Regions from separate parts of the Homo sapiens genome. Here region 2 is linked to region 1. Evidence: chromatin loops called from intact Hi-C (ENCODE). Cell type or tissue: heart right ventricle. All regions are shown on one strand. Links, peaks and the distances in the headings refer to the core of each region. The heading gives the core; the rest is flanking DNA.

What was found. Hi-C counts contacts between places; a loop is a spot of excess contacts. Peaks named below come from ENCODE experiments on the same cell type or tissue, not always from the same donor. Only the 100,000 strongest peaks of a DNase experiment are listed, where the experiment ranks them.
Region 2: a loop joins it to region 1, with 4 times the contacts of the local background. A loop is called at or near these places in 19 of 110 quality-filtered maps.

The regions. Positions count from the first base shown.
Region 1 is chr16:68,245,402-68,260,874 of GRCh38, forward strand. It overlaps PLA2G15 (phospholipase A2 group XV), which reads left to right. Exons shown (of 6, transcript NM_012320.4): 1 at 1-152; 2 at 3,889-4,045; 3 at 9,518-9,636; 4 at 9,881-9,979; 5 at 10,365-10,589; 6 at 13,745-15,473. The coding sequence starts at 26. The coding sequence ends at 14,256. Among named protein-coding and RNA genes, the nearest start is that of PLA2G15, 7.8 kb to the left of the region's middle. RefSeq lists a silencer at 1-21 and an enhancer at 438-938. In heart right ventricle, for the core only: no CTCF peak of the experiment used is centred there; a DNase peak (open chromatin) is centred at 6,644; H3K27ac peaks cover 8,000 bases.
Region 2 is chr16:68,502,649-68,518,121 of GRCh38, forward strand. LOC105371321 (a long non-coding RNA gene) reads right to left here and starts at 13,369. Exons shown (of 4, transcript XR_933693.3): 1 at 12,994-13,369; 2 at 12,090-12,279; 3 at 9,710-10,070; 4 at 9,461-9,491. RefSeq lists an enhancer at 5,377-5,877. In heart right ventricle, for the core only: a CTCF peak has its summit at 7,711 (motif pointing left); a DNase peak (open chromatin) is centred at 7,693; H3K4me3 peaks cover 721 bases; H3K27me3 peaks cover 2,779 bases.

The DNA.
Region 1 (15,473 bases), core at 3,345-11,344:
GGACCTGCGGCGACCGTCGTACACCATGGGCCTCCACCTCCGCCCCTACCGTGTGGGGCTGCTCCCGGATGGCCTCCTGTTCCTCTTGCTGCTGCTAATGCTGCTCGCGGACCCAGCGCTCCCGGCCGGACGTCACCCCCCAGTGGTGCTGGGTGAGGCACGGGTCTCGTGGTGGATCTGTCGGTCGGGCGGGACGGGCCGCGGGCGGGGCTGCCTTCCCGGTCTGCTTCTGTTCCAGTCACGAAATGGGGGAGCGTATTGGTATCTGTCTTGTCACTTAGGTGATCTAGATCTGCCGGCTCACCTCCCGCCATGCTGGGCGCGGGTGTGGTCAGCTCCCCACCTCCTGTCCTGGTAGAAAATGGGGGTGAGTGGGAGAGTTACCATCTGGTTATTCATAGTTCCACCTGTCCGCATCATTCCCAAGCCTTGCCTCCCCTTATCCCATTTTTAAGCTGGAAAGACAGGTGCTTCAGCCCCACTCCTGAGGGATGGTGGGGGTGTGTAGAGTGGCTCCTGAGTTGACTTCTGCATCGACCTGGGCCTGGTTAGGAGGCTGTCACCCTCGACCCCTCCAATGCCACATATGCCAGAAGGCATTGCTGAAAGGAACCTCCTTAGGGAAAGGATTGCTGTCCTAGCTGGCCACCAACTCCCACAACTTATCAGATGTGTGGCATTGCCTGAGGGAAAAGGCCTAAGGGAAACTGAAGACAACTGAAGTCAGGGGAAAGGGTTGGGACAATGGCCATGAACCTGTGTCAGGCAACATGCTTGTACTCTTACCCTGCCACACATGCTTGGACTAGACTATGTGGAGGCTCGGTGACCTCCCCTGCTCACCCCGCTCCTTGATCACAACCCTGGCAACTCTACAACGGCCACTGTATTTCCTTGCAGGGATGGGCAGGGATGAGACCTCTGTCTGGGGGGCCTTGGGTGCCTCATTGAGGCCGTCACTCCCATCCAGAGCTGGTGTGTCCGTGGCCAGCCAGGATTCCTGAAAGCAGAGGCATCTGAGGCATGAATTACACGTGGAGTCTAGTGCAGCATGATCTCCATGCTCTTTCTGCTGAGAGTACTTTAAATGGGGACGATGCAAATCACAGAAGGGTAGAGTTGGCAGGTAGGGTGGTGCCAGGCAGGCCCCACCAGGAGTTCCCAGCCAGGAAAAGCTCCAGGGGGATACTAGGCCCAGGTTCACCATGGGATTTGGGCAGACTTGGCCCTGCCTCCCCAAAGCTTGCAGGATAGGAATAACAGTGATCCCCAGAGAGGAAGTCTGTGTGGGGCAAGCACAGAGAATCCACCAACCCAGCCTGGATGGGTGGGTGTCAAGTAAGGCTTCCTGGAGTATATAGCTGGAGCTAAGGCCAGGAGAGAGTAATGGGTCGGGGAGAGACGTGAGCATCTCAGGCTGCCTGGGATCGAGTCACAGGAGGAGTGGACTGCACAGGACTTGTGACTGGTTGGGTCATCTGAACTTTATCTTGAGGGCCTCAGGGAGTCCTGGGTTGGCCTGCAGAGTTCTAAGTCTGAGGGGCGTGGCATTAGGAAGCATGTGGTCTGTGGCACACAAAATGGCACATAGCCATTTTGCCTGGATTGATGCTAACCGCACTCATCAATTCAGTCAGTCTGTTTATCCTTGGTCACAGCAGAAGAGCCTCAGACCCCACCCAGAATCACAGAGCAGCAGGAGTCCTAACATGCCCAGCTTCTCAGGGAGTGAGGCTGCTGGCCTTAGCCCTGGGAGACCTCACGGTGGGCAGTTGGATAAGCAGCTCCTGGGCACAGAGCAGGGATCTGACCTTGACTGTCAGAAGATCAGAATCCTCTAGGGGTGGATCCTGAAATGGTGGTGGAGGAAAGAGAGACCAGCGATGTGATACAGAAGACCCTGGGCAAGGGGAAGGGACCATAGGCAAGGCCATTTCCACCTCTTGCAGCCTCAGTCTCCCCATCTGTTAAGTGGAAATAGTAAGGCTGTCCCCTCCCAGTGTTACTTGAGGTGAAAGGCATGTGGATGGCTCTTTTCCTAGTTCCAGGCGCAGATGGGCTCAGGAAGTGGCCACTGCTATTTTTAGGGGCCACACAGCCTGACCAGGGTAAGGAGCATCTGAGCAAAGCAGATCTGGTGACTTCCTCTTTTACCATTTCCCCTTTGGTAGAGACAGTGACCAGGGTCTCTGCCCTGCCCTGCCCAGTCCACAGGCATGTCATCCAGAGGCTGTCATGACAGGGACTCCCTCCCTCTGCACCCATACCATGAAGGGAGGTGAAGGCATGTGCCGCCCCTGCCTCTCATGGCACCCTGAAGACACTGGGATGGTGCCCAGGGAGGGCACGCCCTGTTCAGGGTGGATTTACGGTCAGTTCCCAGTGAATGTCCAGGAGAGCCAAGTGCTGGTTTTTCACTCAATGATCATGGACCCTAAACGGGGATGTGTTTGGGAAGTGGCGAGAGCATGGCATGTGGGGGCAGGTGAGGCCCGAAAGGTCAATGGGAGTAACGAGACTGTGAAGGGCTTTGACGCAGTGGGGAGGGATTTGGGTGTCACCAGGGCCCCAGAGTTCTGAGTACACTGAATAGGATGGCTGGGATGGAGAGAAGTCACCCTAGGGCCTGGACTGTGGTGATAATGGTGCTGGTTCAGGGTGGCTGTTTCCAATACGGGCTCCCAGCCATGCTAGGGCCCTCCAGATGATCTGCTCTCTGGCACCTTACTGGACTCTGGCCTTTAGTAAGGCCTGGGCCCTTGGTAGGCTGGCGGGTGCCAATGTAAGCTTCTCTCAGCTGTGTTTCTGTTCATTTCCCTCCCACCAGCCTGTCCTGCATACTTTGTCTGGTTGAATTTTAGCTGAGTGGCCCAGGGCTCTGTTCTGTTTCCTTCTTCCTCTCTCAGGGCGAACAGGACCCTGTCTTCTATGTAGCCTGGGATAGCTATGGGTGGAAGACTTTTGGGTTCAAGCCTCCAGGGTATATATCTTTTTTTTTTTTTGAGACCGGGTCTTGCTCTGTCACCCAGGCTGGAGGGCAATGGCACGATTTTGGCTCACTGCAACCTCTGCCTCCCGGGTTCAAGCAATTCTCCTGTCTTAGGCTCCTGAGTAGCTGGGATTACAGGTGTGTGCCACCACACCAAGGTAATTTTTTGTATTTTTAGTAGAGATGGGCTTTCACCATATTGGCCAAGCTGGTCTTGAACTCCTGACCGCAAGTGATCCACTCACCTCGGCCTCCCAAAGTGCTGGGATTACAGGCATGAGCCCCTGCGCCCTGCCTCGAAGGTATATATCTAATGACAAGGGCCTTGGCCAAACTTTGGAGGTTCTGGAATGCAAAGGGGTCTCCAAGCCCCTCCTCCCAGGCAGAGCTCCCATCGGGGTCCATTAACCATAGAAACCATGTGTAGAGGTGTGTCTGTGTTTGCTGGGGGTGATTCAGACCAAGATCTCATTTAACAGATACGGAAACTGAGGCCTAGTGTGGGGAGTGACTTCACCCTGAACCCCCTTCCAATAATCTGAATGGCCCAGGAGGATGTTCCAGTGAAAATCCAGGAGACTTACTTTATCTGGAGTTGGAGACAATGTTAGGGCCCTTCCCCAAACATGTCAGGCCTCTCCCAAGCCCCCCACAGGCATCTCTGCACCACACAGCAGTAGCAGCTTTTCTGCACAAAGATGGTTCCCTGGCCTTTGGGTCAAGGTCCCTGCTCTCTGAATTTCCTGCCACCAGCACTGTGCTTTAATTTGAGATGTGGAACTGCACAGGTCTGCCATATTATCTGTGGCTCTTCAGGGGGTCTGCTGCAGACATCAAAGTTCTTGGGAGTCTTGAACCTGCCGGGCTGAGGGCTCACACATGTCCTGTGCCCCCTGCAGTCCCTGGTGATTTGGGTAACCAACTGGAAGCCAAGCTGGACAAGCCGACAGTGGTGCACTACCTCTGCTCCAAGAAGACCGAAAGCTACTTCACAATCTGGCTGAACCTGGAACTGCTGCTGCCTGTCATCATTGACTGCTGGATTGACAATATCAGGTGGGGGCTGGGGCACACAGAGGGGGGTGCTGCTCACCAACAGTGCCTGAGAGGCCTCCAGAGTCTGTTCCTTCTATCCTCATCTCGAGGTCACTGACCTCTCTCCTTCCCCAGGTCCTCGGTCTGGTCTGGTCTGGTCTGGTTGGCACCACCTCTGCACTCCCAGGCAGAACTAACTTTCCCTTCCTGCTGCCCTTGTTCCTCTACTCTCCAGTCCTGGCCTCTCATGCCTACACACAATTTTTTTTTTCTTTTATTTTGGGATGGAGTCTTGCTGTGTCACTCAGGCTGGCGCCATCTCAGCTCACTGCAACCTCCGTCTCCCAGGTTCAAGCGATTCTTGTGCCTCAGCCTCCCAAGTAGCTGGGATTACAGGTGCCCGCCACCATGCCTGGCTAATTTTTTGTATTTTTAGTGGAGATGGTGTTTCACCATGTTGGCCATGCTGGTCTTGAACTCCTGAGCTCAAGTGTTCTGCCCACCTTGGACTCCCAAAGTGCTGGGATTACAGGCATGAGCCACTACGCCTGCCTACACAAAATTTCTGTGTCCCAGCCCCTATTCAGAGCCTCGGCATGGCCCCCACCCCTTTCCTTGTCTGTGCCTCGGCCTCCCCTACCTCTCCAGCTGCTTATTCTTCTTGGGACATGCCATGTCTTTGTACCTGCTGTTCTTTTGGCCTGGAATCTATTTCTACACCCTTTGCCTGATAAATGGCTTCCATTCACTTTTTTTTTTTTTTTTTTTTTTGGAGACGGAGTTTTGCTCTTATTGCCCAGGCTGGAGTGCAATGGCGCGATCTCGGCTCACAACTCTTTTTTTTTTTTTTAACTTTTATTTTTTGAGACAGAGTCTTGCTCTGTCGCCCAGGCTGGGTGCAGTGGCGCTATCTCGGCTCACTGCAAGCTCCGCCTCCCGGGTTCACGCCATTCTTCTGCCTCAGCCTCCCAAGTAGCTGGGACCACAGGCGCCCGCCACAGTGCCCGGCTAATTTTTTGTATTTTTTAGTAGAGACAGGGTTTCACCGTGTTAACCAGGATGGTCTCCATCTACTGACCTTGTGATCCGCCTGCCTCAGCCTCCCAAAGTGCTGGGATTACAGGCGTGAGCCACCACACCCAGCCCCATTCACTCTTTAAAACATGACCCTAGGCCAGGCATGGTGGCTCTGCTATAATCCCATCACTTTGGGAGGCTGAGGCAGTCAGATCACCTGAGCTCAGGAGTTGAAGACCAGCCTGGGCAACTTGGTGAAACCCCATCTCTACCAAAAATACAAAAAAATTAGCTGGGCATGGTGGCATGCACCTGTAGTCCCAGCTACTTAGGGGGCTGAGGCAGGAGAATTGCTTGAGCCAGGGAAGCAGAGGTTGCAGTGAGCAGACCACTGTACCCAGCCTGGGTTGCAGAGCAAGACCCTGTCTCAAAACAACAAAAACCTGACCCTGGTCCCTTTGTGACATGTCCCTTTTGACTCCCCAGAGCGGTTTGCCTCTCCTCCCAGGCCCCATGCTTGCTTCCTCTAAACATCATCATGTGCCCGAATTTGTCTGCAGGCATGTTTGCCCAAATTGCACAGGCACTGTACATTTTATATACTTTCTTTCAGTTAGTCTTACAGCAACCCCGTTTTGAAATAGGTGCTGTTTTCTTTTTTTTTTTTTCACCAGTGTTACTTGCCAACAGGTGGTTTTTAAACCTGCTTTACAACTGCGAAATCTGGAGGCTCAATGAGGTTACAAAATTGACTGTGCTCACTCAGCTAATAAGTGGTAGAATCAGAATTCAAATCCAGAATGTGTGGCGTTGAGCTGAGGTTCCCTCCCAGGCTGAGTTCCGTGAAGGGAGGGAGTGTGTGTCTGTTTTATCCTTATAGCAGTAGAACCAGAAACACAGTTGGCGCCTGATAAATGTTTGAGCTGAATGGAGTCTCCCAAATTAAAAGTTTTTCCTGGTCGGGTGCGGTGGCTCATGCCTGTAATCCCAGCACTTTGGGAGGCTGAGGTGGACAGATCATGAGGTCAGGAGTTCGAGACTAGCCCGGCCAACACAGTGAAACCCTGTCTCTACTAAAAATGCAAAAATTAAGGCCGGGCATGGTGGCTCACGCCTGTAATCCCAGCTAGTCAGGAGTCTGAGGCAGGAGAAACGCTTGAACCTGGGTGGTGGAAGTTGCAGTGAGCTGAGATCGTGCCATTGTACTCCAGCCCAGGTGACAGTACAAGACTCCATCTCAAAAAAAAGAAAATACAAAAATACAAAAATGAGCCGGGCGTGGTGGCACACGCCCATGATCCCAGCTACTCGGGAGGCTGAGACAGGAGAATCACTTGAACCTGGGAGGCAGAGGTTGCAGTGAGCAGAGATGGGGGCACTGCACTCTAGCCTGGGTGACAGAGCGAGACTGTCTCAAAAAAAAAAAAAAAAAAAAGTTTTTCCCAGAGACCCGCTAGCTGCTCCTCCAGGTGCCCTGGCCTGCCGGCTGTTTGTGATGCCCATTTTGATGACTCCTTCCTCCTCTGTGTGTTGTGTGACTGGGGTTATTTCTGGGCTGTTGATGTGCATTTCTATTTTTATACTGGGGACACAGCCTCAGGTGCTGCCAGTTGGAGGTGCCAGCTGATACCAAGAGGGGCCTGTCTGCCTTCACTGCTTCTCTGACCCGTTTAGATTTTCACCCAGCGCAGAACTGCTTTGGCTTTCCAGAACAGTTTTCTGCATTTTGCTGTTTGATAATTTATTTTTAGTAGCAACAAGCTACTTTGCTATGTGGTCATTGGGATAATCTACAAATTGCCCTGGAGAGAATGGGCCTCCAGGACCTGTTATCTGGGTCAGTTGTGGGGATCCTGTCAGCTTCAGTGGCTGATATCTAAGTGGGCAAGTGGGACTCAGGACCACCAGAAACTCCAGGTTCCTGTGTTTTGGGGGCACATTTGCTTCTTCAGTGTGTGGCGAGGCCAGAGCAAGGTTCCCAGCCTCGCACAGAGGCACAAGGCTTTTCTCCTGGTATAAGGTGTCTCCCCTGGCCCATCACCCTGTTCCCATCATTTCTTCAGGCCTTGACAACCCTCTTCCCACAGGAGATGGTGCAGCAGCTGTGTACTGAGCCCTGAGGCGGGGTCTGTCCTGTCTGGTTCTGTTTGGCACTGCAGCTACAGAAACTATGAGATCACGTGTGTGGTGTTAGAAGCTGCTGAGTCTGTGGTAATTTATTACACAGTTCTAGAAAACTAATAGGCTGGGTGCAGTGGCTCACACCTATAATCCCAGCACTTTGGGAGGCTAAGGCAGGAGGATCGCTTGAGCCCAGGAGTTTGAGACCAGCATGAGCACATAGTGTGGCCCTGTCCCTACAAAATAAATAAACAAATAAATAAATAAATTAGCCAGACCTGGTGGTGCCTGCCTAGCTGTTCAGGAGGGTGAGGTAAGAGGATCACTTGAGCCCAGGAGGTTATGGCTACAGTGAGCTATGATCTCCTCACTGTGCTGCAGCCTGGGCAACAGAGTGAGACCCTGTCTCAAAAAAGAAGAAGAAAGAAAAGTAAGAAAGGGCTGTTAGGGATCTTAAGTCAGTAGCTGGTGGTCCATGTCCTATGTCATGGCGCTTAGGAATTTGCTGGGCAAGCCCTGAGCCTTGTGGCTGCAGTCTGACAGTTGATACAGCCCTGGGGTACTGGGAGGTCATAGGAGCATGGTTCATTCCCTTCCTCCATGGAGGATGTGTTTGGAGGTTGGCTGGCTGCTGTGTCCAATGCGCAGAGGAAGCGGGACCCAATTATACCTACCTGGGGCCACACAAGGCCTTCCTCCTGTCTCTCCCCACCAGCTCCCATCATTTCTCTGGGCCTTGCTCCTTCTCCTACCTGCCTACCCACCCATACAGCAGCCCTGAGGCATGGTGCCTTTCTAGGGTTTGTTTTTGTTTGTTTGTTTGTTTTTTTGAGACAGAGTTTCGCTCTTATTGCCCAGGCTGGAGTGCAGTGGCGCAATCTCGGCTCACTACACCTCTGCCTCCCAGGCTCAAGCACTTCTCCTGCCTCAGACTCCGGATAACTGGGATTACAGGTACACGTCACCATGCCTGGTTAATTTTTGTGTTTTTAGTAGAGATGGGGTTTCACCCTGTTGGCCAGGCTGGTCTCGAACTCCTAACCTCAAGTGATCCACGTGCCTCAGCCTTCCAAAGTGCTGAGATTATAGGCGTGAGCCCCTGTGCCTGGCCTAGTGTGTTTTGTTTTGTTTTTTTTTTTTTTTTGAGACAGGGTCTTACTTTGCTGCCCAGGCTGGTGTGCAGTGGCATGATCACGGCTCACTGCAGCCTCAATATCCCAGGTGCAAGTCATCCTCCTGCCTCAGCCTTCCAAGTAGCTGGGACCACAGGCCTGCACCACCATGCCTGGCTAATTTTTTATTTTTAGTAGCAACAAGGCCTCACTGTATTGCCCAGGCTGGCCTTGAACTCCTGGCCTCAAGCATTCCTCCCACCTTGGCCTTGCAAATTGTTGGAACTACAGGTGTCAGCCACTGCACCCGGCCCCTGTCTGGTTCTGTTGTGTACTGCACTCACCACCTCCTTCACCTGGGATACGTTGGGCTGGCAGGAGCTGGATGCAAGGAGATGGAGCGATGGAAAGCTGAAAGAGGGTAGACTGCCTCTTGGGGTCCAGTGTGAAGTTCACGGCAGAATCAGGACTGGTACTTCCTTCTCCCAACCAGGTCCAAGACCCTCATTCTAGAGTAGGGTCACGGGGGAGAGGGGAATGTTGCTTTGACAGGGGTCCTGGGGTCAGTATTTGGAGTAAGTATGCCTTGGTGGGGTCCTCATTTGGATGTAATTACTCTGATCTGTGCTTTTTATTTTTATTTATTTATTTATTTATTTATTTATTTATTTATTTATTTTTTTGAGACAGAGTCTTGCTCTGTCGCCCAGGCTGGAGTGCAGTGGTGTGATCTCAGCTCACTACAACCTCCGTGTCACAGGTTCAAGCGATTCTCCTGCCTCAGCCTCCTGAGTAGCTGGGATTACAGTCGCCTCCCACGACACCCGGCTGATTTTGTATCTTTAGTAGAGATGGGGTTTCGCCATGTTTGTCAGGCTGGTCTCAAACTCCTCACTCAGGTGACCTGCCAGCCTCAGCCTCCCAAAGTGCTGGGATTAACAGGCGTGAGCCACTGCACCTGGGCAATTTTTGTATTTTTAGTAGAGACAGGGTTTCACCATATTGGCCAGGCTGGTTTCAAACTCCTGACCTCAAGTGATCCTCCCACCTCAGCCTCCCTAAGTGCTGGGATTACAGGTGATCTGTGCTTTATCAACCTGCTTTGTTACTTTTCGGTCTCTCCTATCCATCTGACCAAACCTGGGCATGAGAAGGGAGTATGACTCAGGACATGATGCACTGTTGGGACACACCAAGCTCAGTGTCCCCTCCGGGTCACTGGCTCAATATCCTCTCACAACAGGCTGGTTTACAACAAAACATCCAGGGCCACCCAGTTTCCTGATGGTGTGGATGTACGTGTCCCTGGCTTTGGGAAGACCTTCTCACTGGAGTTCCTGGACCCCAGCAAAAGCAGCGTGGGTATGTAGCCCTTACTCAAGGCCTCCGGGAGCTGGGATGGGGTTTCTGCCGGACTGGAGCTGGAGCTGGAGGAACTCTGCTGGTTTGTAGGGACAGCCTGTGAGCTGTCTCTGATCAGCGTGGGCACAGAGCCCTGTAGCATTCTTCCAAGGACCTGCTAGCTGTCACAGTCTCCATGCTGGGCATAGTGTAGGTGGCCGGCACTAGCTGTATCTTTTCTTATCCTCTGTATTTCTGTCTACAGGTTCCTATTTCCACACCATGGTGGAGAGCCTTGTGGGCTGGGGCTACACACGGGGTGAGGATGTCCGAGGGGCTCCCTATGACTGGCGCCGAGCCCCAAGTAAGCAGGCACTCTCATTCCCTCCCTGACGTCTCGGGAGGTAGGGGTGAGGTGATCATGGGCACCACAGACCTTGGGCTCTCCCCTTGTCCTTGGCTGTCTCCTGTCCCTGGGCCTCTGGCATCCAGTCTAGTGGTCACAGCCACCACCTTTGGTCAGTCTTATCCTGTCCTCCATTTCCCACCCTGGGACCTCTGGGCCTGTGAGCCCTGGGGAGAAATATAAGGCTTCCTCCCTTCATGGAAGGCGGGGGGACCCAGACCGCTCTGTTTGAATGTGAGCACCCTCCCCTCCCCCTCTCGTCTTGTGTCTGGCCTGAGAAAAGCTCAGTGGTTCCGGCTCCAGGACCCTTCCCACCTGACCCCTGCCTGGCTCTGGCCTGCAGATGAAAACGGGCCCTACTTCCTGGCCCTCCGCGAGATGATCGAGGAGATGTACCAGCTGTATGGGGGCCCCGTGGTGCTGGTTGCCCACAGTATGGGCAACATGTACACGCTCTACTTTCTGCAGCGGCAGCCGCAGGCCTGGAAGGACAAGTATATCCGGGCCTTCGTGTCACTGGGTGCGCCCTGGGGGGGCGTGGCCAAGACCCTGCGCGTCCTGGCTTCAGGTAAGACCCTACCTGGCCCAGCGTGGGGGGCTGTTGCCAGGAATTCTGCCCTCTCTTCCCTTCCTAAGTGTCCTCCTGGGCCAGCATGCCTCGTGTCTGTCCCACGGTGTGTGGGGTCTATGCAAATCTACCCCTAAAAGTCCAAAGAAGAAAGAGGCTGACAAATCTAGTTTCTCAGAGAAAAGCATTTAATAGGGACATACGAATAGAAGCCACATCTGTGTCTCAGGTGGGGGCAAGACAAGATGGTGGATCCCCACACTATTAGCCCCCAGACCCAGAGCTTATATTCTGTAGGGAAAGGGCGACTCCGATGCGATGTGTTGAACATTGAAGGATGATAACACAGAGGCTGTTTTGATTTATGGTTAAGTACGTGCACAAGAAACAGTAGATAAAGTGGAAATCTCAGTGGCCTTCCTGGATCTGGGGTTAATCAGAAGCCAACATGGTGGATTAGTATCCAAAATGGAGTTGCTTTGGTCTCCACAATGACTATTCTCTTGGGTCAGCCCTGTTTTTTTTTTAATTTTTATTTTTTGAGACAGAGTCTGGTTCTGTCACCCAGACTGGAATGCAGTGGTGCAATCTTGTCTCACTGCAACCTCTGCCTCCCGGGTTCAAGCGATTCTGCCTCAGCCTCCTGAGTAGCTGGGATTACAGGTGCCCGCCACCATGCCTGGCTAAGTTTTGTGTTTTAGTAGAGATGAGGTTTCATCATGTTGGCCAGGCTGGTCTTGAACTCCTGACCTCAGATGTTCCACTCGCTTCGGCCTCCCAAAGTGCTGGGATTACAAGTGTGAGCCACTGTGCCTGGCCATCCCTCCCTCTTACCCCATCCTTACTTCTTCATCCCCACCTTCACCGCAGAGGAGGAAGGCTAGAGCATTTTTTTTTTTTTTTTGGAGGCAGGGTCTTTCTCACTCTGCCATCCAGGTTGGAGTGCAGTAGCGTGATTTTGGTTCATGCAACCTCCACCTTCCAGGTTCAAGTGATTCTCCTGCCTCAGCCTCCCGGGTAACTGGGACTACAGGCGCGTACCACCACACCCGGCTAATTTTTGTATTTTTAGTAGAGACTGGGTTTCACTATGTTGGCCGGGCTAGTCTCTAACTCCTGACCTCAAGTCAGGAGGATCTGCCTGCCTCAGCCTCCCAAAGTGCTGGGATTACAAGCATGAACCACCGCACCCGGCCAGATTTTTTTGTATTTTTAGTAGAGATGGGGTTTCACCATTTTGGTCAGGCTGGTCTTGAACTCCTGACCTCAAATGATCTGCCCACCTTGACCTCCCAAAGTTCTGGGATTACAAGGATGAGCCACTGCACCTGGCCTCTAGACTACAGTTTTTTATTTATGAGTTGCGCCTCCATCTGTGGGCAGCACGGAGCCTCTGTAGGCAACACAGGGAGGAAGCAGGTGCAGATCTGGCTGGGCCTGCTTGCCTGGCAATTGGGAAAGCCACCCCTTTTATGGCTCCTCCCCCGTCTTTTCATGACTGTTGCAGCTCACCAGCTGCAGCTGTAGAGTAGAGCTTCTTCCTCTAGAAGGGAGCTTTCCTCCCTCTGCTAGGACTTGGGGGAGGCTTATGGACCCTCACTTTGGGAGCTATGAGCCAGGGCTGTGCCAAGCATCTCATGAGCTCAAGTGCCTGCCACTGCTTGACCTGCTTGGTCTACTGGCATTGTGATTGGGTCAGGCCCAGTGACTCTGAGTTGGCTGGAAGACACTCAGATTTAGTGAGGACTCATTATAGCCACCACTTCGGTCTAGCCTGGGCCTGGAGGGACGGATGTGGGCATACCCTGAGTTTAGACAGGTAGCCCCGGCCCCTTTCAGAGTTTCTCTGTGAGTCCCCTTAGAGCTTTGTTTCAAAGGCTGGGAAGCTGTTCTGTCCTGCCTTGGCAGTCCAGGACTGGGTGTGTGGTGCGGGGAGGTGGAAGTCCGTGCACCCCTAGGGGCTTTCCTTGCCTCAGGGGTCCCCCAGCCAGGCCACAGCAGGCAGAGCTGAGGCCCTACAGTCAGTCTGAGAGGCCTCCCTGCTTTCAGATACAGGGTGGGGTGATGGGTGACCATGGATCCTGAACAGGCCAGAGGCCCCTGTTCCCAAGTTGCAGCTTTTACTTCCTGGAGGCCTCCCTGACTGCCGGGTGTTTGTGTTGTTCACATTCCTGTGTATAGGGACTCCGCCTCCATCTGCAGCCTCCCCTCGTGCCCTGTCTCCAGCACGCCTGGCTGCCCAGGTCAGCGCACATGCAAGTGGGTGGAATGAGGCCACGGCTGGCTGAACGCTGGTCTGAGCTTAGGAAAAGAAAAACTGGTACACAGTTCAGTGTCATAAAAGGGAAAGCAGAACATGTCATCTCCGAGTTGCCAACCTGCTGACTCACTTTAGACTAGGTCAGTGCCCACAGGCCTGATCAGCACTTGGAGGATGGTAGAGTTTACAGGCAAGGAAGCATCATAAATCACCCTGTGGGTATGTGCCGCCTTACTCCCTGGTGAGGAAAGCAAAAAAAACAAAACATAGCTTGGATGTGTGGTTCCCAGATGTAGCAAAAATAAAGAGAAACAATAAAAGCCAAGGCAAGCAAACTGGGCAACATAGCAAGACCCCATCTGTATAAAAAGTGGAAACATTTTTAGCCCAGGCGTGGTGGGACGTGCTTGTAGTTCCAGCTATGCAGGAGGCTGACATAGGAGGATCACTTGAACCCAGGAGGTGGAGGTTGTAGTGAGCCAAGACTGTACCACTGCACTCCAGCCTGGGTGACAGAATGAGACCCTACTTCAAAAAAAAAAAAAAGGAAAAATTTGCCAGGCATGAGGCATGGTGGCGCATACCTGTAGTCCCAGCTACTCCAAAGGCTGAGGCGGGAGGATTGGTTGAGCCTGAGAGGTTGAGGCTGCTGTGAGCCGTGATCATGCCATTATACTCCAGCCTGGGCAACAGAGTGAGACCCTGTCTCAAAAAGAAAAAAAAAGAGCCAAGGCAGGGATGGGAGTCACAGTGATTACAATGATGATAACCGGGTAGAGATGCGGGACTGTGGACTGGGCCCCTGGCTGGGGTCTGGCAGGGGCCTGGTGGTGAACATGCTGCCCAACCAGCTGGCATTCCTAAGCACAGACTGACCAGAGCCTTCTCCCTGCAGGAGACAACAACCGGATCCCAGTCATCGGGCCCCTGAAGATCCGGGAGCAGCAGCGGTCAGCTGTCTCCACCAGCTGGCTGCTGCCCTACAACTACACATGGTCACCTGAGAAGGTGTTCGTGCAGACACCCACAATCAACTACACACTGCGGGACTACCGCAAGTTCTTCCAGGACATCGGCTTTGAAGATGGCTGGCTCATGCGGCAGGACACAGAAGGGCTGGTGGAAGCCACGATGCCACCTGGCGTGCAGCTGCACTGCCTCTATGGTACTGGCGTCCCCACACCAGACTCCTTCTACTATGAGAGCTTCCCTGACCGTGACCCTAAAATCTGCTTTGGTGACGGCGATGGTACTGTGAACTTGAAGAGTGCCCTGCAGTGCCAGGCCTGGCAGAGCCGCCAGGAGCACCAAGTGTTGCTGCAGGAGCTGCCAGGCAGCGAGCACATCGAGATGCTGGCCAACGCCACCACCCTGGCCTATCTGAAACGTGTGCTCCTTGGGCCCTGACTCCTGTGCCACAGGACTCCTGTGGCTCGGCCGTGGACCTGCTGTTGGCCTCTGGGGCTGTCATGGCCCACGCGTTTTGCAAAGTTTGTGACTCACCATTCAAGGCCCCGAGTCTTGGACTGTGAAGCATCTGCCATGGGGAAGTGCTGTTTGTTATCCTTTCTCTGTGGCAGTGAAGAAGGAAGAAATGAGAGTCTAGACTCAAGGGACACTGGATGGCAAGAATGCTGCTGATGGTGGAACTGCTGTGACCTTAGGACTGGCTCCACAGGGTGGACTGGCTGGGCCCTGGTCCCAGTCCCTGCCTGGGGCCATGTGTCCCCCCTATTCCTGTGGGCTTTTCATACTTGCCTACTGGGCCCTGGCCCCGCAGCCTTCCTATGAGGGATGTTACTGGGCTGTGGTCCTGTACCCAGAGGTCCCAGGGATCGGCTCCTGGCCCCTCGGGTGACCCTTCCCACACACCAGCCACAGATAGGCCTGCCACTGGTCATGGGTAGCTAGAGCTGCTGGCTTCCCTGTGGCTTAGCTGGTGGCCAGCCTGACTGGCTTCCTGGGCGAGCCTAGTAGCTCCTGCAGGCAGGGGCAGTTTGTTGCGTTCTTCGTGGTTCCCAGGCCCTGGGACATCTCACTCCACTCCTACCTCCCTTACCACCAGGAGCATTCAAGCTCTGGATTGGGCAGCAGATGTGCCCCCAGTCCCGCAGGCTGTGTTCCAGGGGCCCTGATTTCCTCGGATGTGCTATTGGCCCCAGGACTGAAGCTGCCTCCCTTCACCCTGGGACTGTGGTTCCAAGGATGAGAGCAGGGGTTGGAGCCATGGCCTTCTGGGAACCTATGGAGAAAGGGAATCCAAGGAAGCAGCCAAGGCTGCTCGCAGCTTCCCTGAGCTGCACCTCTTGCTAACCCCACCATCACACTGCCACCCTGCCCTAGGGTCTCACTAGTACCAAGTGGGTCAGCACAGGGCTGAGGATGGGGCTCCTATCCACCCTGGCCAGCACCCAGCTTAGTGCTGGGACTAGCCCAGAAACTTGAATGGGACCCTGAGAGAGCCAGGGGTCCCCTGAGGCCCCCCTAGGGGCTTTCTGTCTGCCCCAGGGTGCTCCATGGATCTCCCTGTGGCAGCAGGCATGGAGAGTCAGGGCTGCCTTCATGGCAGTAGGCTCTAAGTGGGTGACTGGCCACAGGCCGAGAAAAGGGTACAGCCTCTAGGT
Region 2 (15,473 bases), core at 3,162-11,161, 260 kb after region 1:
CCCAAATCTGCTTCTACTATTTTCTGGCTACAAGAACATAAACAAATCACAAACATCTTTAAACCTTGGTTTTCTGGCTGAGTGGCATGGCTCATGCCTGTAATTCCAGCGCTTTGGGAGGTTGAGGTGGGTGGATCACTTGAGGCCATGTGTCCGAGACCAGCCTGGCCAACACAGCAAAACCCTATCTCTACTAAAAATACAAGAAATTAGCCGGGCGTGGTGGTGCGTGCCTGTAGTCCCAGCTACTCAGGAGGCTGAGGCATGAGAATCGCTTGAACCCTGGAGGCGGAGGTTGCAGGGAGCCGAGATCGCACCATGGCACTCCAGCCTGGGGGACAGGGCGAGAATGTAGGTGGCACGATGCATGCATTTTCCTGCTGAACGTGTCAACAAGCAGAGCCGACTCGTGTGTTAGCAACACAGCCTGCCCAGGGAGAAGCTTGAATTGGAAACTTCATTTATACCTTGATGGGTCCAGCTTGATGACCTAGAGCTGGGATTTATTTGGCTTGTAGGCAACTTTAACCAAGGAGTAAGGGGCAAAGCAAAGACATTCTTCCCCAGCTGCAGGGACAGGCCTTGATAGACTGACATTCATTAATGTCCTTGTGTTTTCATAAGGTTAGGAGTTGGCTCTGGAAATGAGTGTTCCGTGGAGAAATGGAGGTTGTTCACAGGAAAGCCTTTCCCTTGAAGAGGGGCAAAGGTTGCTTCTTCTCAAGGGGCAGGTGGAATTTAGGTTTTAACTTTCTTTGCAAGATCCACCCCAACATTCAGATTTCAAGTCAAGCCGGGTATCCCAGTAGGAAATAACTAGGGCTTCCTCCCAAGAATTGGGGTTTGTAAGTCCTGAGGGCATGAGTCATAGGTTACCAGCCTCCTCTTGCCTGCAGGCTCTAGAACAGCACTGGACATAGAGAAGATGCTCAGTAATAGCTCTGCCTCACCCTGTCTTTCCCAGGCACTTCACAGCCTCTTGAGCTGCCAGCAGTAGGCTCTGTTAACAGGGACTGTTTCACATTGGCTCTGATGAGGGGTGATGCCCAGAGTGGGGTTCCCCAGATGCCGGGACGTGGACTCCTCTCAGATTATTTGATGATCGAGGGGCAGTTGCCCCAGAAACAAATAATTTCCTTAGATAACTGTCTTAGAAGTGATTACTCTTGGGAACAGAAGGAGGATACTGGTAACGGAAGAGACTTCTTTTCTCTCTGCAGATGCTTGAGAGAACTCTGGATTCTGAGATGTGTAATCAACTACCCCATTGAAAGTTTTAGCATTAAAAGTCTCGCATCCCAGGAAACCCCTGAGACCCAGGCAAAGCAAGACCATTGGGCTACCCTATGAGGGGTTGCCTGGGTGGTTCCAGTGTAGGGACCCAGTTGCCCACGTTGAGGCCGAAGGAGCAGGGGACTAGATAATAGGGTTGGCTGCTATTGGCTGGGAGGGGTTGGTGGCAACAACTCAGGGGCGATCACGACAGTGGCCAAAGGCAAGCCATTTCTGGGGCTCTGATTTTGAAAAGCCCTGACATCTGCCAACAAGCCCTGTCAGGACTAATCTCTCGGCCCCAAGCAGAGAGAATCCTTTCTGGAAGCCAGAAAGGGGCCTCAGGGGTGGTGGCTAGAGAGGCTGACCATGCTGACCTGAGCAACACCTCAGGGTCACAGGCAGCGGAGGCTGCTTCGTGGCTGGAGAAATGGCAGATGTGTCTGACACTCAGGTGAGGCCCCCAGAATGTCCCAGACACTGCTGGGGCGTTCGCTTGCATGGGGTGCTAAACACAGCCTGGTCCTGATGGGAGTTGGTGTCTCTGGAATTGGGCACAGAGGTTAAAGCAGAATATTAAACCAATTTTCAAAAATTTGGAGAAATAGATTTTTTTAGTGAAGAAAAAATTTACTCCACTTACTAAGAAGAGTCCTCAAGGGAGAAGAACATTGTCTCCAAGTCACCAACTTCCTCAAAAGGAAAATTCAGGAAAGGCTCTTCCCTCCAAGCCTTGGTGTAATGGGAAGCTCATAATTTACATATTATCACAGACATACCAAAGAAACGGAACACCATGACTGATATAAGACTTAGCGGCAACCAAGGAGAGATTATCTGGGCATCTCTGAGTCTCCAATTTGGGAAAAATTCCCTCTAAGCCTTTTAGTGTCCTATTATGCAAGTTGGAGTCGACTTGTCACAAATCATAGGTGTATAAAAGAATAGTGTCTGGCACACCTCACAGCTATATGAGGGCACCTGGCGGCTCATTCTGGCTGCTGAGAGAAAGGCTGGCAGAGGTGCCGAGGGGGCCGTGGGGTGGCTCTCCCCACCTCTGATGACAGGGTTCCCATGGTTTTTGTCCTGGCTTTGTGGGGACCTGATTTTGCCAGGTGTGCCCTTGCAGGGCAGAGACTAGCTGTGCTTTGTCCACTTGTTGTGGGCTCTGCAGTGCCCATGCCCGGGCCTGGCATGAATAGATGTCCCATGAATGCTTCTAGAATCTTACTGAATGATTCCCGCAGACCCGTGCAGTGAAACACTTAAGTGACAGGCATCCACACTTCTGTTGGTAACAGCTCTCTTCCCGGCCACCTTAGAGTGAGGCCTGTGGAAGAAGACATGTGTCACTCTGGGTCCTGGGCCCTTCATCCAGACGGTTCCATGGATCCCAGGGCTGTCTCTATCTATCCAGAGCCCCAAAGCCACCTGCAGGCAAGCATGCCTATTTCTTCCTCTCTTGGGTTCCTTCCATCCGCTCATCCTGGTGGAGCACCTCATTGGCCAGTCGGTGTCCTTGGTGCTGGGGATACAGCAAGTCCACGAGACAGGCAAGGACCCTGCTTAGAAAACTGCCTCTTGAGGTGCACAAAGAAAGAGGTTGGTCTTTGCTTCTCAGAGGCAGAAGGTGAGGGGACTCAATTGCAAGTTACACAGAGAAGTGAACATTCACTTCCAAGATCTTCTGCTGTCCATTCCCACTTCCGTTGGTCCAGTATTCCACATTTGATTTGGGTGTCCTTTCTTCCCCCATACAGCTCAGGGACTTCTCACCCTCTCCCAGCTTCAGGGACAGGCCTTGATAGACTGACATTCATCAGCATGTCCCAGCCACCTGGCCACAGTGGTTGGCTAAGGGATGGGCACCAGACCCAATTGGGACCAATAAGACCCACAGGACTTTTGATGGGCACCTGGGAAGATGCTTTCTTATTTATTTATTTAGAAACAGAGTCTTACTCTGTTGCCCAGGCTGGAGTGCACTGGCATGATCTCGGCTCACTGCAACCTCTGCCTCCCAGGTCCAAGCAATTCTCCTGCCTCAGCCTCCCAAGCAGCTGGGATTATAGGTGCCTGCCACCAAGTCCAGCTAATTTGTGTATGTTTAGTAGAGATGGGGTTTTGCCATGTTGGTCAGGCTGGTCTCAAACTCCTGACCTTAAGTGATACACCGGCCTCAGCCTCTCAAAATGCTGGGATTATAGGTGTAAGCCACCACACCCAGCAAGGGAAGATGCTTTCTTGATAATTTGTAGAAGCCACCTGGAGAAGGAACTGCTGGCTCTTCCAGGCAGTCAGAGCGTGAACCAGGGTTTGGCACATCTTTGAACCCTTTGCTGTGTTGGGCATGGCTGGCCTGGAGATGAAGCCCATAGCCCAAGGCAGGCAGGTGGAAAGAATTCCAGAGCAGCAGCGACAGTGCCCCGCCTGAACCTCAGCTGGGGCTTCAAGACTGTTTGGTTCCATGGGACAGCCCATTCTCTTTAGTTTGTGCTAGTTTGGGTCTACTGTTCTGAAAGCTACAACTGAGAAGATGCTAGCTGATCTCACTAAAGAGGAATTTCCTTTCAGGTCACAGAGTCAGGACTGAGGCAGCCTGGGCTTGGGAGAAGGAGGACCAGGCAGTTGGTTGGTGACACTCATTCAGGAACCAATAGCTTTGTGCCCCAGGGACTGTGGGAAGGAGGACCTCAATGCAGACAGGGGAGCCGCAGGTCTGGTGCAGGGAGGGATGATCATGCCCAGGGCCCTCACTCCCAGCCTCGGCTGGAGGCTCCCTTCATAGAATTCCACCTGCCTGGTAAATGCAGAATGCAGTCCACTTAAAGAAATCAGAGCAGCTGCCACGTCAAAGCCGAAAAGATGTGTGGAGGTGGGTGGAGAGGAGGCGGGTAATTATGCAGGAAAAATAGTTTTCTTGATATTCTTCTGGAAATATGCGTGGAACAGAGGGAGCAGCAGGAGAGATGCCAGGCAAGGAGAAAATGTATGAATAGCAGAATGCATGGTGCCTCTCCAAAGGCAGACAGAGGCAGCGCTGCTTTGACCACAGCATCCTTTTGTGGGGAGCATCTGGGACTCCATGAGACACTTCCGCAGGGACTCTTCAATGTAGGACTTTATTCATGGGTCCATTACAGAATTTGCTGGGAATGATTGAGCCTTTCTTCCCCCTGTAATCCCAGCACTTTGGGAGGCTGAGGTGGGAGGATTGCTTGAGGCCAGGAGTTCAAGACCAGCCTAGGCAACAAAGTAAGATCTCGTCTCTACGAAAAAAAAAATTTTTTTTTAATTAGTCCGAAAAAAAAATGGGAGAGGCGTGAGGGATAAAAGACTACACATTGGGTACAGTGTAGACTGCTTGGGTGATGGGTGCATCAAAATCTCAGAAATCACCGCTAAAGAACATATCCTTGTAACCAAACACTACCTGTTCCCCCAAAACCTATTGAAATTTTAAAAAATAATAACCAAGTGCGGTGGCATGCGTCTGTGGTCCCAGCTACTCGGGAGGCTGAGGTGGGAGGACTGCTTGAGCCCAGGAGTTCGAGGCTACCGTGAGCAATGATTGTACCACTGCACTCCAGCCTGTACCACAGAGCAGGACTCTTGAGAGAGAGAGAGAGAGCACGCTGGCATGGGATCTCCCCATGCCACTTCTATGCCCCGTTAGGAATCTGCCCACAGAACCCATGTACTCTGCATGCCCAAGTGGCAGAGAGGCACCCCAAACTCTGAGAAGCAGCTCTGAGGTTGTGAACATTGAATGTAGATAATTATCCAGCTGTGAAGAAGCTGAACATTTCTTCGGGCTGTTTCTGCGTAATTATAAATATTTGAGAATATTAAACTCCCAGGTTACACATTGAGGGTATTGTCTGAGTAGCAGTTGGCTGCAGAGCTGGAAATGCAAACATATTTTCATTCCTCCCTCCTGGTGTACTCAGGATATTTCATGGGATTCAAAAGAAAAAGTTACAGTCGAGAAAAAAAAGCACCGACAACCTGGAGGCAAAGTCAGTTGCTAATATTTCTAAATAGCTTTAAATCAAAGAAGAGGAATGTGACCACTTTAGTTAACTGTGCTGGGTTTGTGATGCGTTTTTCTCTATGGTTTAGGAAAGCAATTACCATGAAACAACCTACCTGTGCCTTCGTGTGATAAAATGTTCCCTCTAATAGGGCCAATATGCCCAGCAGTAGGTCTTTACAAGCACTCAATGTTTCTAGAAGCATTTTCACATGTGGGGCTCCTTGGTGTGCAGTGAGAGCCCATGACTCACTCCTTAAGGACCCGTCATAGTGCAGGGTTGTTGGTTTTGTTTTTTGTTTTTTGTTTTTGAGATGGAGTTTCGCTCTTGTCGACCAGGCTAGAGTGCAATGGCACGATCTTGGCTCACTGCAACCTCCACCTCCCAGGTTCCAGGTTCAAGTGATTCTCCAGCCTCAGCCTCCCGTGTAGCTGGGATTACAGGCGCCCAGAATGCCCGGCTAATTTTTGCATTTTTAGTAGAGATGGGGTTTTGCCGTGTTAGCCAGGCTGGTCTCCAACTCCTGACCTCAGGTGATCCGCCCACCTCGGCCTCCCAAAGTGCTGGGATTACAGGCATGATCCACTGTGCCACAGGGTTCTTAATAGGAGATGGGTTCTTCCAAGGAGAGGCTGGTGTCCAGGCTGTGAGTGGAGGCTCTGCTGCCCTGGTTCTGCCCGGAGGCCCATGTGATGAGCCCAGGGTCCTGTCCAGACTTCCACCCTCACACTCTTGGTCACCCCATCTTGTCCTCCCACCCACTGAAGTCTCCTGTCTTCTCACCCACTCCCCAAGTGCTGTCCTCCACGCCCTGGAAAGCAGGGGCCATCTGTTACAGACACATCCTCAGCCTTCCATCTCCTGCTTTGCAGCTGTCCCCTGCTGGCCACAGCTTCCCCACATCTCCTGGGAGTTGCTGTCCCTTCTCCAGACCCCCCAGTATCCCTGGAAACCACTGCTCCTGTGCCTTTGAACAATCCCACCCCCTTCACACCCCCCGTCCCCACCGCCCCAGTTTTTGAGGCTCCTGCTTGCTGTTCTCCCTTCCCAGCCCTTGCTCTGGGGCTTGGCTCACTTTTTCTCTCCCCAGTTTTTCCCAGGCTGGAGTGCAATGGGCGATCTTGGCTCACTGCAACCTCAGCCTCCCAGGCTCAAAACATCCTCCCGCCTCAGCTTCTCAAGTAGCTGGGCCCACAGGTGCACACCACTGCGCCCGGCTCATTTTTGCATTTTTTGTAGAGACAGAGTCTCACTATGTTGCCCAGGCTGGTTTTGAACTCCTGGGCTCAAGCCATCTGCCAGCCTTGGCCTCCCAAAGGGTTGGGATTACAGGCTGGAGCCACCACGCCCAGTCTGTTTTTTTTTTCTTCTTCTTCTTCTTCTTTTTTTTTTTTTTAGAGACAGAGTCTCACTCTGTGACTCAGGCTGGAGTACAGTGGCATGATCATGGCTCACTGCAGGCTTGAACTCCTGGCCTCCCACCTCGGCCCCCCAAAGCACTGGGATTACAGGCAGGCGCCCAGCCCTTTTCTCAGCTCAGGGACCTCCCTTCATCTTGGGTAACTGTGATGGGTAAGAACGACCTATGTCATCGTCCAGATCACAAACTTCCTTGGTCCCTCTCCGGGTGCTGCCAGGTCCAGCCCTGTACAGTCTTGGCCTTTAGGGTGGCACCTCTGCCATACCTAGCGCCCTGTGTCTCCCTCACCCTTGGCCACCACAGAGGCCACTGGTCTGCAGCCCCAGGGATTTCTTTGTCCCTTCATTTCTGGCTGCATTCTGTGGCCATCCCATTGCCTCCCTCTCAGGCCCCTGAATCCCATGGTCTCCATCCGTCGCCCATGATGCTGCCGTCTAAGGCCTCTGCCTGATGGGGAGCTGTTGCTTGGTGACCCCACCAACCGATCCCAGTGGGAACCCCCGCCCCACAGCCTCTGGCTCCTCAACTCCCACCCCTAGCCTCCATCTCCAGTTTCTAGGTCACAGTGAGACGCCAGTGTAGGCCAGTAAATGTGCAAAACCAGAACTTCATTTCCCACCCCAAATGCTGTCCCTCTCCCCCAGATGCCGGCAGCTGGCAGGGGGCGTCCTCCGAGAGCCTCCGGAGAACAGCCCGCTTGGCTCTGCAAGTTTGCTGTGGGCGGTGAAAGTATCCGCTGACAAACCATCCAACGTCGGTTTGGAAGCCCAAGGTCCCATAAAAAGTGGGACGAAAAAAGACCCGTTGCGAAGGCTGCGCTACGCGTCCAGCCGCCCGCGCTCCAGCTCACTGTCCTTGGGTAAGGGAGAGGGAGGAGGCTCGTGGACCAAGAGGACGCACTCGGATCTGGAGTTCTCCGGCCCGGACACCCACGGGCCACCGCGTCGAGGCAGCGCGAGCCCCGGGCGCCCCCTGCAGGTTGTACGGGCCTCAGCTGCGCAGCGCAGACGGAGGAGGGCGCTGGCGGTTAAGAACTCCTACTTGTCAACCGGAAAAACATCCCCCATAAAAAAACGGTCAAAGGGCCGGGACAGAAGCATTTGAAATGAAACACAAGGGCCGGGCGCGGTGGCTCACGCTTGTAATCCCAGCACTATGGGAAGCTGAGGTGGGCAGATCACAAGGTCAGGAGTTTGAGACCAGCCTGGCCAACATGGTGAAACCCCGTCTCTACTAAAAATACACAAATTAGCTGGATGTGGTGGCGGGCGCCTGTAATCCCAGCTACTCAGGAGGCTGAGGCAGGAGAATCACTTGAACCCAGGAGGCGGAGGTTGAGGTTGCAGTGAGCTAAGATCAGGCCATTGCACTCCAGCCTGGGTGACAATAGCAAAACTCTGTCTCAAGAAAAAATAAAAATAAAAATAAAAATAAAAGAAAGAAAAGAAAAGAAAAAGAAGAGAAAAGAAACACAAATGTCCAATAAACCATCAAGCTGATATTGACATGGGCAGAATCTGTTGCAAGCCGTGGCACAGGACAGACAGATCCTTTAATCTCACAAACAATGACACTAGGGAGAGGCAGATTGTTCCCATTCTACAGATGCGTAAACTGAGGCACTGAGAGGCTAAGTGACTAGGTCACGGCCACACAGTAAGTAGCAGGGCCAGAAACTCACCCAACAGCCTGGCACCAAGGCCTATGGCCTTATTCACTACATGAGACCAATTCTTAACATAATGAAAAATATACACTGGCTAAAACCAAAGTGTAAATGGAAACAAATTCATTCAATAAACCAAGGGAATCCCAGATGAGGGATCCTGCACCTATCGATGGGCCAAGCCAGGGCCTGGGTGTGTTTCCATCTGTGCTCCCTTCCAAGGTCCAAGGTCATGCTGTCTTACCAGACCTTGGAGGTACTTGGAGTTCAAAGCAAGCTTCGCTTCTGTGAGCCCCCTTGTCTGTTGGCCTGGGGTAGGAGGGCCAGGCTGTGGCATCCTTTCCTCCAGAGACAGAAGCATAGAGGTGAGGTTAGTGGGAGGTGGCCGCAGGGAGGTGAGCCCCATTCTTCCCCAGAGACTGCCATCCTCCTCCTTGCTTTGGTCAAAGGGCCATTTCCTGCCCCGTGGTCTGGCCTCATGATATCCCTTGTAGATTACACAACTCACTCTCCAAAAGCCGCTGTGTTTTATATGGTGGTGAACTGCTCTGTGGTTCCTGCTGAAAATCTTCTGTTGATTCCTGGGGTCAGCTGGGCTCCTTTGAGTCCTGCTTAGGCCACCTTAAGAAGGGCTGCAGGCTGGGAGCAGTGGCTCACACCTGTAATCCCAGCACTTTGGGAGGCCGAAGTGGGAGGATCACTTGAGACCAGGAGCTTGAGATCAGCCTGGCCAACTTGGCAAAACTTCATCTCTACTACAAATACAGACATTAGCCAGGCCTGGTCATGCGCGGCTGAAGTCCCAGCTACTCACCTGGCAGGCAGGAGAATCGCTTGAGCCTGGGAGGCAGAGGTTGCAGTGAGTGGAGATGGTGCCACTGCACTCCAGCCTGGGTGACAGAGTGAAACCCTATTTCAGAAAAAAATAAAATAAATTTTAAAATAAGCAAATAAAAATCAGATGAGCATGGTGGTACTTGCCTGTGGTCCCAGCTACTTGGGAGGCTGAGGTGGGAGGATCCCTTGAACCCAGGAAGTTGAGGCTGCAGCGAGCTTTGCTAGTGCCACTGCACTCCAGCCTGAGTGACAGAGCAAGACCCTGTCTCAAAAAAAAGTAAAGAAATAAAATTTTTTTTAAAAAGAAGAAGGGCTGAGCTTGCTTTCAAGATGAGTGCAACAAACTGGTCCAGACAGAGCCTGGACCAGAGTAAGGCCCACTCTAGGGGCCAGCTGGTTACTCCAGCGCTCTCCCAGAGTCACGTGGTCTCTCTCTGACCTCTTTCTCTCCCCCTTTCAATGCCTGCATCAGCTGCTAACCTCCTCATTGCTGGAGTTCCTCATTCATGTTCCTAAGCCAGCTCATCTGTCTTCCGCCAGGGCACATGATACATCTCTGGATTGGCCGCCTTGTGTCCTGGTTCCCTTGGGGTCTAATCAGCAAGGCCAAGAAGGGAGGGCACTGAGATGGCCGGCACAAGACTGTCCCTTCAGCGGGTACCGTGGGTGATGCACTGCACCATTAGATGGTCGGCTACAATCCTAGACTCTTCTTCCTGTTTATTCATGCTTGAGTTTCATTTGTTGACCTTTGTTATGGTTGCCTAGAGGTCTTTTAAGGGTACTTAAAAATGTCTTAGGTATCCACCCTGGTTCACTGTAGAGGCTGCTACCCAGAAACCTGGCAAGAGAGAATCATTCATAGTTAAACAAACAGGGAGTCATTTCTTCCTCCTTCTTTAGTCTCACCTTTCATTTAGAAAAAAGTAGGGAGACCATATTTAATAACCACCATCCATTAGATTAGATCAACAGGCTCCAAATAGTGCATTTCTTCTAGAAACAGTATCTCCTGGTCTCACAGGAGAGCATGTGGTCAGGAGGAAATTGAATAAAGCCTTTTAATCAGCCACAGTAGTATTTGAATCATTTAATTTAGAATCTGACAACCACAAATTACTTTATTTTTCTGGCCAATTTTAGCCAACCAGGAGAGCTAAGCCAGTCCAACTCATGCTTAATAAATCACCATCTTGCCTTATGGTGGCTAGTTTGGGGAAGAGGTTTTTCTGAGGCTTTTCAGAAATAATCAACAACAGGCCGGGCGTCTGTAATCCCAGCACCTTGGGAGGCTGAGGCGGGTGGATCACCTGAGGTCAGGAGTTCGAGACAAGCCTGGCCCTCAAGGTGGAACCATGTCTCTACTAAAAGCACAAAAATTAGTCAGGCGTGGTGGTGCACACCTGTAATCTCAGCTACGAGGGAGGCTGAGGCTGGAGAATCTCTTGAACCCAGGAGGCAGAGCTTGTGGTGAGCTGAGATTGCACCACTGCACTTCAGCCTGGAAGACAGAGCAAGACTCTGTCTCACAAAAAACAAACAAACAAACAAACAAACAAACAAGTAATCAAAAACAATCTCCCACTCCATGTGTGTCTGACATGAATTCTTTGACACATTTCTTTCCCATCTCTCTGTGGCTATAGAGTGAACCCTTGGAGTGGAGAGAGGTGGGACATGTGGCAAGGAGCTGTCATCTCTGCCGCTTGTGCTTTTTATTCCTGGCTCCAAGTTCTCATGGACACGAAAACAAGTCAATCAAATTAGACACCAGACATACACTGTCTCATGGCAGCTCACCCATTGCTGCCTCAGACTTCTCAACACCTGCTGAAACTCGTTCACTGGAAAAAATGAAAGAGGAGCTTCAAAAAATAACACCCATTGGACACCCCAGATGTGGCCTCTACTGGAGTCACATTAAATCACCTGTGAAGTCTTGTTAAAGGGCAAAATGCAAGACTCTTCCTTCAGAAGTAGTCCAATGTCAGCTGGGCTCGGTGGCTCATGCCTGTAATCCTAGCACTTTGGGAGGCTGAGGCAGGTGGATCAGTTGAGGTCAGGAGTTTGAGACCAGCCTAGCCAACATGGCGAAACCCCATCTCTACTAAAAATACAAAAGTTAGCCAGGCATGATGGCGCATGTCCATAATCCCAGCTACTTGGGAGGCTGAGGCAGGAGAATCAATTGAACCCGGGAGGTGGAGGTTGCAGTGAGCCGAGATTGCGCCACTGCACTCCTGTCTGGGTGACAAAGCAAGACTCTGCCTCAAAAAAAAAAAAAAAAAAAAAAAGGAAAAGAAAAAAAGAAATAGGCCAATGTCAGCTGCATCTAAGCCTCTGGCAGATGTTTCTTCTGACCTCCAGGTACATGTGGCTGGGCTCCGAAAAACCCGTGAGACTTCAGTCCATCCCTACTGCAAATGACAGCCATGTGTCTGCACTAGGTGGGTGCTCGCAGGCCGGCCTGCCCATTTTCATCCATCTATTCCAAGGGAACGAAATGGCAGAAAGGAGGCTGGGGATACAAGCCAGGACCTATGGTCTTCTTGGGGGCCTGTTGCATTCTTGAAGATACAGTACCCATAAGTAAGTGGCATTAAGAAAGGAAGAATCCAGTTCATACAAGAAATTTTAAATTTTTCAAGAAATCTAGGTTTTTAGAATTTCTATCTTGCTTAGGGATGTGTTGATGTGAAACCAGAACCACCCACAGCCAAGTTTACAAAGGGAATGGTGTCCCTGCAGAGACCCAGAGGAATCTCTGGGAGGGAGCCAGAAGTAAGAGCCTTGCCAGGCCTCCTGGGAACTGTCTGGTTGCAGGTAGCACCCCCCTGGCACCGGGCCTGGAAGTGCTCACCTGTCTCCTGGCCCTGGGTACCCTCTTCCCTGCAGACAGATTCTTGGTTCTTGCTCCTTGCAAAACTCGAGCTCACTCAAACAAGGCTCTGGGTTTATCAGTTCTGGTCATGACACTTGACCCAGTGTTCGAGGGGGTCTTCAAGAGACAGAGTAGCTGGGTGTGGTGTATGCCTGTAGTCTCAGCTAACCTAGGAGGCCAAAGCAGGAGAATAACTTGAGCCCGAGAGTTCAAGGCCAGCCTGGGCAACATAGTGAGAAATCTTCTCAGAAAGAGAGAGTGAAGGCCGGGTGTGGTGGCACACACACACACCTGTAATCCCAGCACTTTGGGAGACCAAGGTGAGTAGATCACCTGAGGTCGGGAGTTTGAGACCAGCCTGGCCAACATGGCGAAACCCTGTCTCTACTAAAAGTACAAAGATTAGCCTGGCATAGTGGCGTGTGACTATACTCCCAGCTACTCAGGAGGCTGAGGCAGGAAAATCGCTTGAATCCGGGATGCGGAAGTTGCAGTGAGGTGAGATCGCGCCACTGCAACTTCAGCCTCTGGGTAACAGAGCGAGACCCCCCTCAAAAAAACAAAACAAAACAAACAAACAACAACAAAAACAAAAAAAACAAAAAACAAAAAACCACACACACACACACACACACAGAGAAAGACAGAGAGCCTCATGCACCCTTGTGGAAGTCCCGGTTGCCACGGTGCCACTGTCCTAGAGGCATCTATCAAAAGGCCCCACCCAGAACCTCCTCAGAGGGCATCTAAGCAACTGCCTATAATTAAGAATAGAGGTGTGACTGAGATCTGAGGGAGGGCTGCTGTCTTAGTCTGTTTTGGTTGCTATAACAAAATAACCACAAACTGGGCAGCTTATATGCAACAAAAATTGACTTCTCACAGTTCTGGAGGCTGGGAAGTCCACAATCATGGTATCAGCAGAGTCGGCGTCTAGTGAGGGTCTGCTTTCCAGTTCACAGATGGCGCCTTCTCCTTGTGTCCTCATGTGGTGGAAGGGGTGAGCTAGCTCTCTGGAACCTGTTTTATAAGGGCGCTAATCCCCAGCATGAGCACGCTCCAACCCTATGACCTAATTACCTCCCGAAGACTCCCACCTCCTAATACAATCACATTGGTGAATTGTGGAGGGACATAAACGTTCAGCCCATGGCAGCTGCTGACACCCGCTCCTAAAGCCCCTTGACACCACCTGTTGGCACCACCACTGCCTACATCCCCAAATGCCAGGCCTGACTTTTCCAATCAACCTTGGCTCTTGTCCCTTACTCCTTGGACCCCTTTCTTAATTTCTGGTCCTGAGACATAGAACACAAAGAACAAGAGCTCTTCTCTCTCAGGGTTGTTGTGAAAATTAAACGAAATAAGAGTTTAAGAGCATAAACTGGGAAATAATAAAGATAATAGATTGTTTGACCTAGATGCAATTGTAGATCATAGAAAATATCGATGAATGTAGACCGGAGATAGGATCTTGTTCTAGAAAGATGCATACGTTTTGAATTGACACAAGAATAAAGTACATTTTAGGCCAGGCAAAGTGGCTCACACCTGTAATCCCTACGCTTTGAGAGGCAGAGGTGAGAGGATCACATGAGACCAGTTGTTCAAGACCAGCCTGGGCAACACAGTGAGATCCCATCTCTACAAAAAACCTTTTAAAAAATTAGCCAGGTGTGGTGTTGCACACTCATAGTCCCATCTACTCAAGAGGCCAAGGCAGGAGGATCATTTGAGCCCAGGAGTTTGTGGCTACAGTGAGCTATGATTGCACCACTGCACTCCAGCCTGGGTGACACAGGGACACCCCTATCTCTTAAAAAAAAGAAAGAAAGAAAACGAATTAGCTGGGCATAGTGGCACCCGCCTGTAGTCCCAGCTTCTCAGGAGGCTGAGGTGGGAAGATCTCTTGAGCCTAGGAGGTTGAGGTTGCAGTGAGCTGTGATTGTGCCACTTCACTCAGCCTGGGCAACAGAGTGAGGCCCTGTCTCAAAAAATAAATTAATTAAATAAAGCACATTTATTTAAAGAAAGAAATTAAATGACATATAAATAATATATGTATAGTCCTACAAACGTGACTCATAAAATATAACTATAAAACAATTTCTATTTGTCTCCCTTTGTCCTTTACACTGACCCTATGGAGTTTCTTTTCCCTTTGTCCCTCATTGAAATTTAGGCTAAGTCCCCTGACAACCCCTTCTTTGCCCCTTGGCCCAGGAGTAACCTTCAGTTTCTTTCTGCCAATGTCTTTTTGTTCTTCCCAGGAGGCTTTTTTTTTTTTTTTTTGAGACAGAGTCTTGCTCTGTTGCCCAGGCTGGAGTGTAGTGGCGCGATCTTGGCTCACTGCAGCCTCTGCCTCTGGGTTCAAGCAATTCTCCTGCCTCGGCCTCCTAGGTAGCTGGGGTTACAGGCGCCGGCCACAATGCCTGGCTAATTTTTGTATTTTTAGTAGAGATGGGGTTTCACCATGTTGGCCAGGCTGGTCTCGAACACCTGACCTCATGTGATCTGCCTGCCTCAGCCTCCCAAAGTGCTGGGATTACAGGCGTGAGCCACGGCGCCCAGCAAAATGTGCCTTTCTGATCTCCACCAACTACCTCCAGGGAGAATAATGTTCCCCTGGTTACATTGTGAGAATGGGTAGGCCAGAGAGGAGAAGGGTACCCCAGCCAGCTCTGGGAATGTGGTGGGTCTGGCAGTGTCCCAAGCAGGCACTGAACAATTCCCACATTGGCTACTCTGCTAGATATTTTGTCCCTTTAAGGATTTACTCATTGATCCCACTGAGAGAAGAATTATGAGGCCACTTGCTCAGTGTGACCAAAGGGGCCACAGAAGTGCCAGGTCAGGAGGCGGAATGAAAACCATACCCCAGAAAACAGAAGAGGAGGAGGCTGGGGAGGAAGGCGGTGGGTGGGTTGGGGGCAGGGAGGACCCTGAAGTCAGTTGCCTTGGGGAGAAACCCAGGGTCTGAAGGTAACCCAGACACTCTGTCCCCAGGGGGAGGGGTCTGGATCCCATTCTCCGAGTGGCCTGGGAGGAGACAGACGGTCTGGGAAGGCGAGGCAGTGCCCTAAGAACAGCCACACCAGCAAGCTTATCTCAGATGATTAAATGGCAGCAGATAAATTTAACTAAACGTGAGTAATGGGGACACAAAGGGGAAGTGAAGAGAAATAGAATATTTTAGCAACATAAGGAAATGAGAAGAAAATGACTTTGCAATGAAATGTCAAACTTCTGTGCCTGGAGGAGATGTAATCTGGTCATTGCAGGCCCAGGAGAGCGGGGGAGTCTGTAGTTATTTCAAGCAAATTTTAATTCACTTTAATTTAATAACATATGACCAAATACCTT